2 separate regions of the Homo sapiens genome follow, and region 1 is linked to region 2. A link is a contact called in ENCODE Hi-C data. All regions are on one chromosome and are shown on one strand. The core of a region is the stretch at or near the end of the contact, and the rest is flanking DNA. Distances in the headings are between cores, read along the strand shown.

Evidence for each region. Hi-C counts contacts between places; a loop is a spot of excess contacts on that map. Pooled maps may share reads with other maps.
Region 1: a loop to region 2 is called in a pooled map, with 2.2 times the contacts of the local background. The contact joins the promoter of LINC02551 here to the enhancer-like site in region 2. A Hi-C loop is called at or near these places in 2 of 168 maps with a recorded cell type or tissue (IMR-90 and dorsolateral prefrontal cortex) and 7 of 50 pooled maps.

Annotation. Positions count from the first base shown.
Region 1 is chr11:130,860,567-130,863,661 of GRCh38, reverse strand. LINC02551 (long intergenic non-protein coding RNA 2551) reads left to right here and starts at 1,552. Exons shown (of 6, transcript NR_125383.1): 1 at 1,552-1,696; 2 at 1,834-1,886. RefSeq lists enhancers at 1,190-1,690, 1,691-2,191.
Region 2 is chr11:130,652,511-130,655,720 of GRCh38, reverse strand. No RefSeq gene overlaps it. Among named protein-coding and RNA genes, the nearest start is that of MIR8052, 13 kb to the left of the region's middle. Within about 2 kb of position 1,645, at least 16 of the 41 ENCODE cell types and tissues checked have a DNase peak (open chromatin) inside an H3K27ac peak, as active enhancers do.

The DNA of each region.
Region 1 (3,095 bases), core at 303-2,802, 210 kb before region 2:
TGCAGCCCACCATGGGATGATGTAAGGCTTCTTTTCACAGAACCGAAGAGCGTTTGAACTATAAAGGTCCTTGAAAGTAGGTCACCGTCCCAATTGTACAGAGTAGGAAACTGAGTCCCAGAGAGGGAAAACAGATGGAAATGAACACTTGGAAAGTTAATATCTTTGATTTTTAATACTTCTTCCTAGAGCGTAGTCCGATGTAACAGTTCATCTGGCGAGATTCTGAGTTACCAATTTTTTATGGGTTTTGCGTTAGAATAATTTTATAATAATCAAAAGTAAATGAGAACAAGGCCAATAGCATAAAATTTCACTCCTTCACACTCCTAAGTGTTTTTCGAGGCACTGCGGAAAAGGAAGCATCTATCGTGGTTGGTCCAGCATCCCTTCAGTAGCTTAGATCTGCAGAAATACTGTTGGAACATCGTTTCTTTATTCTTCCCATCCTTTGTGTGTTAGGCCAAACCCTGAGGACTGTCTGCCTTGGAATAGAGAGGAAATCCAAGCATATGTGCAAAGTTGAGCTGCACTTTCAGCCCCAGGTCTTCAATGGGCCTTCTCCACAGGCACCTGTGAAATGCCAGCAGGGTCGTTGCATGTAGAGGGATCCCACTCAGTGCACCCCTGGGAATGGCTCAGCCGCACTGTGGGTGTAAGCATTAATCACACAACAGCCATTCTACATATTCCTTTTTTATTCTCCAGAGAGTGCCAGGAAAAGTCCTGCCCAGTCAAAAGTCTTCTCTTGCAGCTGGGTGTTGAGGGTGATTGCCCCTCTCTCTCCTTGTAAGATTATGTTTGACAGCAGTGAAAACCAACAGTTTAACAGCAGTAATCTCTTGGCAGGACAGATTGATATGAGCCTTGTCCCAAAACAAAGTAATCCTTTCAGGGAAGTGTATTTCAAGTTGAGCTCACGTTCCCAAGATGCTGAGATTCTTATGTAGCTGACACCGGAGCTGAGGCTGAGCCCCAGCCAGGGATATCCAACGATTGCCAGTAACACCACGGAACTGAGTGAAGATTCAGGGGCTGAGTGTGTTCCTGAGTGCTTCAAACCGGGGGACCTGGAAACCAGAGGACTCCTGGGGAAAGGCTGTCAACTCCAGCCTGCTCTTCCTAAATGGCCTTGTTAGTAGTGACTTCAGCCCTGGCGGTGAGGCATGTGGGTCAGAATAACATTCCCTTTCTTTTCCCTTCACCTCTTTTTTCTCCACGGTTCCTTTTCATAACTTCTTTATTTGCTGCCTAGAGGAGCTTTCTGGACATTTTGTCTCCAGGGAGCGTGACATGTCACCTGTTTCTCACCTCATATGCCTCTGATCTTCTACACCAAGGTAGCTATAAAGGCTTGCTTTCTAGGCTGGGTTTCCCTGCACAGGCCCACTGAACCACTCAAACCTCAGAGGTGGAAGTGCCCAGCGGGCCTCATGGTCAGCTGGGGATAACGGAGTCATTTTCGCAGCCCAACTTCTGAAATTCCACAAGAGGGCGCCCAAGGTCTCCCAAGTCCGGCCACGCCCGGTGGCCTTGAGGCCGGAAGGTGGCGCTGTTGCTTTAGCCATCAAGAAAGGCAAGGCTGGGGACGCCGCATCCCCGGGTGCGGAGGGCGATGCCTAGGGGCGATGCTGTGCCTGTGGCGGCCAAACAGTGCCACCCACTCCGGGAAACAAAGCCAAGCGCCGGACGCTAGGTATGGGAGAGAAGAGCCACCCTGACCCAAGGGAGGGCTCTAGGTGAGGAGCCAGCGTCCTCCGGCTCCGGTTCCCGCTGCACTGCTGCTTTGCCAGGAGGCCTTGAAGAAAGTCATTCATTCTTTCTCCCCCACAGCTTCCTAGGTCTTCCACGTGTTCAACGGAAATTCACAAATTCTCTAGTAGCAGGTAAGCTTCGGATTCAGGAATGAAAAAGACAAAGCCCTGTCCTGGGTGAATTCATTATCCATGGACAGGGGAGGCAGGCGCATCATCGGAAAGTCACCGTGTGAGGAGGGACGTGGAGGCACAGAGGTGCACACGGAAGCCCCCAGAAGAAGGACTTCCCCCAGCCTGGGGAAGCTGGGCGGGCAGGGGTGGGCCAGCGAAGCCTTCCCGGTGATTCTAGGCAGTCTTAAAAGGTGTTAGGAGTCAACTTGGGAAAGATTAGGAAAAGGCAGTGTAGGCCAAGGGACGGCCGGAGCAGAGGCCGCGCGGCAGTGCTGGCATGTGGGTGGGCGGTGGTAAGGAAGGCGGTGGATGAGGATGCAGGGAGCAGATGGGCTGCGTTGCAGGCTGGGCCCCTATGGCCCTCAATAGGTTTTGTGGTCAACATGCTTTGTGGAGTTACAACAAGCAATGGTGGCCCTAACACATATATTCATTTATAGGTCCATAAATCTGCATTCATAGAGATAAATGAGTAATCCCCAGGGTGAAGGAGAACTGGAAGAGACACTGGAGCCAGGTCCACCCTTGGCCAGGTTTTACCTTGACTTGGCGTCATCACTAGGCACTGGTTTTTTTCTCTCTCCTTCTTCCCTGACCAAGAAATACAACAAATTCGTTATGATATCGACTTGTCATGATCCGAAATTGAAGAGCAACCATATATTTATTTGGCAAGATAAATACACACATTCTTTACATAAGATTAGTAGCCACCAGTTTCTAAAAGCATATATTGTCATTTATTTGCCAAAACAAAGGTACATGCCCACATGTTATAGATGGGAAAGATGAGGCCCAGAGCTCGGGTGCATGGCTGAGGTCACCCAATTAGTGGATGGTGGTGCTGGCACTTCTGTCTGGGCTGCTTCACCTTGTCACACACTCTCCACTCCATGCAGGCCGCACCTCTCTAGCAGGGTTTATCACCCAGCTTAGTATCACTAGTACCCAGCACACTCACTCTGTGAAAGACACTGCACTGTGATCTGTAGGGTCTAAAGCTAGGGGTCCATGTCACATACAGAATGGCACTTTTCACAGAAAGAGAGGACAGATGCTGCATGGCTGGTCTCAGTGTTCATTCCGAACCCCCACACTCCAGCGTGAGTACCAAATGGTCATGAGCATTGACGGAGCACACAGTGTACCCTGAGTTCTAAAGACGCA
Region 2 (3,210 bases), core at 396-2,895:
ACTAAGCCAGAAAGGCCTGCTAATACAGAAATATTATTTTTCCATCATGGGATTTAACTATCTGGACACTAAGAAAAGCTTATGTTTATCTTAGAGTGATATCTTTAGCTAACATACCACTTAAGTCGGGAACCAGCAGGTCACAATTTCACTGGTAGGTACAGGATCTACTTACACACTCACTCATGGGCTGTGTAGCCTGAGAAACTTAGAGTCAGTGAACATCTGTGCTCATCTAGTTAATGCTAATTGAGACTGAAGATTGAAAGGAAGAACCTAGAGCCTCAGCCAGTGGAGGAAATGTATTTTTCCAGAGAAAACATTTGAGAGGTGGCAGATTGAGAGGCTTAAAGAAGAAATACACATGAATATAAAAGTGAACCTGACAGCCAGGTCGGAGAAGGATGTCTTCCTTGTGAAGGCCCAAGATAAAGTCTCTTTCCTTTGTGTAATAAAATAGGAAGTTCTAAGTACAGTTTCAGGCTTTGTCCTTTTGAGTTGGAATGTTTCCTTCTGAGATCACCACAACTCTTCCATAAGGAACGTCACGTATGTACCACAACCCATTGTGTTGCGTGGGGAAAGGAGTGCTCCTCTGTATTCCTTTCTTGGATCCAGTGGAGAAGTGGGCTGCAGCTCCATAGGCAGGTTTGGATGCTGGGCCATTCACGGCTGTCAACAATAGAGAGGCTTATGACCCTGTAGGCCCCGGAGAAGATATTGCAGAGACATACTCCAAATCTCTTAATTGCCTTATAGTTTATGGAATACTACCATTTGAAGGAAAAGAAGTGGTTGCAACAACACCTGAACTACCTTTTTTAATATTTTCCCCCAAATAGACTATGTGTTCTGATATGGCAAAGACTGCCTGTCTTATTTGTAATGATATCCCCAGCTGTTATTTCAGTGTCTGGTATGTTAGAGGAACTTAGAAAATATGGGATGGATGCATGAATCTAAGTGTTAACCAGAAAATTCTCATACCCTCTAACAAATTTGGACAATGAACACAACAGGGACAGAACATGAAACCCAGGTCTAGCTTTCTAGTTCTAGACCATTTACTCTCCTTGTTAGCTGGGCTTTAGGAAGCAGAATTGGAAGATGAAAAGATGATCCTTCATGCAACTTAGGGACTCTTCCCAGCACATTTTGCTGCATTTCTCTGCCAAACCCTAAAGCCCCAAGACTCCTCTTAGCTCAGTAACACCTGTGCATTTCCTTAAATCCATTTCCAGAGTTGATAAATATACAAGGCAGAACAGAGTGGTGCAGCTCAAGGAAGTAAGCATGAGGATAATGGGTCCCTGTGCCCTGGAAATCTGGCACCAGTGGACTGTGTTAATTAGGTGCAAAGAAGCCATCTGGTCAATTTAGTTTTAATCTCATCAAGTTTTTTGAAAAACATTTGCCAGTGATGGGGCGTGAAGGGAAAATTTAAAAATAGTATAATTAGATGTGATGCCAGGAAGTCCTTGTCACGTGCCATCCAAGAGCAAAGAAGGAAAATGAAGAAGAAATTGCAAATACAATTAAATAAATACACCAAAATAAATGATAACAAAGCCAAGCAGACCTTGGCCTCAGTCCCTGCATTCTTCTAGGCAGTTCACTGCACTCTGTGTGCCGAGTTGCTTGGCAGGCTTTGCTTAGCTGGGCTGGGTTCAGCAGTGCTCAGGAATGTGAGTGGGAAGAGGTCGCCAGGCACCATTGCCCTGGCAGAGTGTCACTGAGTGTCACTGAGAGGGTGGAAGGGGTGGGACTGATATAAACCAGGCAGTGTCCTGCTGTCTGTGCACCCTGTACTGTGCTAGGTGTACCTGACCACCAAGACACAGTTACTCTCCACCTCTCTCCCCCGGGAGGAAAAAAGCTGCAGGGAGCATCTCTAAAGCTGAGCTTGTCTACCTGAATTATTCCATACCTAATGACCACTATTCAGCAAGTGCCTTGCATTCTCTAATCCCTGAAAACGTATGCAAAAAAAAAAAAAAAGTTTTACGTAGATGCCAGATTCTTGCATTTAATGGGGCAGCACCAGGAAGTACTAGAGATCCTTAACTTCAAGAGCAGGGGTCACTTTAAGATCTGCTGCCAGGCCAGGTCCAAATTCACAGCATCAAATCTTCAAAGACGGAACCAAGAGGGATCCCCTCTATTGCTCTACCCAGAAATACATTCAGAACCAAAGCTACCGAGTCAATGGCAAGTTACCAGTTTCTCTCTACTTCTTCTGTTCTGCAGCTGAGGCATTATCTATAGAACGTGTTTCTACAGCACAATAGTGCCAGCCTTAGAGTCCAAAGGCATGGGTCTGTGTCTAGATCCATGACTAGCTGAATCCACTGGCAGGTCACTGAAAGTCTATGAGCTTCAATTTGTTCATATATAAAACAAGATATATTTTCTCACCATTCTAAATGATAAACTGGCAAACATCTGTATGTTAGGTGTTATTATTGTTAAAGCTCTTGGAAACATACTGGAAGTACTCAAAGAAAGTATGTAGCAACTGCTGTGCCCTGGCTCAGTGTCAGGAGCATGAGTTCTGTTGCCTCATTCTGGGTGATTTGCTTCACTTCTCTGAGCTTCTATTGCTTCATCTGTAAAATGAGAGGGTGGGACTAGATTTCATACCAGTCTAGGCTTATCTGAGGCCCCTTACAACACCAGCTTCCCAGTGTACATAAAAGCTCATCTTGGGAAGACTGACTTACAACCCCAAAGACTGTATGCCCATAGCTCAGAATCTCCACATCTAGATGGGGGTTGGCAAACTACAAACTGCTGGGCCAAAGCCAATCCAACTGCCAGTGTTTGTGAATAAAGTTTTATTGAAACACAGCCATGCTCATTCATTTACTGCTGCCTACAGCTGCCCTCATGCTACGACAGCAGTGTAGTAGTTCGGTTAGTAACCACATGAAAGCCAGGCCTAAAATATTTACTGTCTTTCCCTTTATAGAAAGTTCACCATCCCTTGTTGTAGATGGTTGCTGGGTGATTTCAGCAAAAATATCAAACCACGTCTTACTTTCTTTTTTAAAAAAGTACGAAACATGGATAATCTGAGATACGTTGATGCTTTCTTTGGACAATCTAAGACACTGCTTAGGTGCATTAACATCACATAATAATAACAACAATAAACCTACTCAATCAACAGGTCTATTATTGGGAGGGAAGGGACATTTATACCTTTGGCAT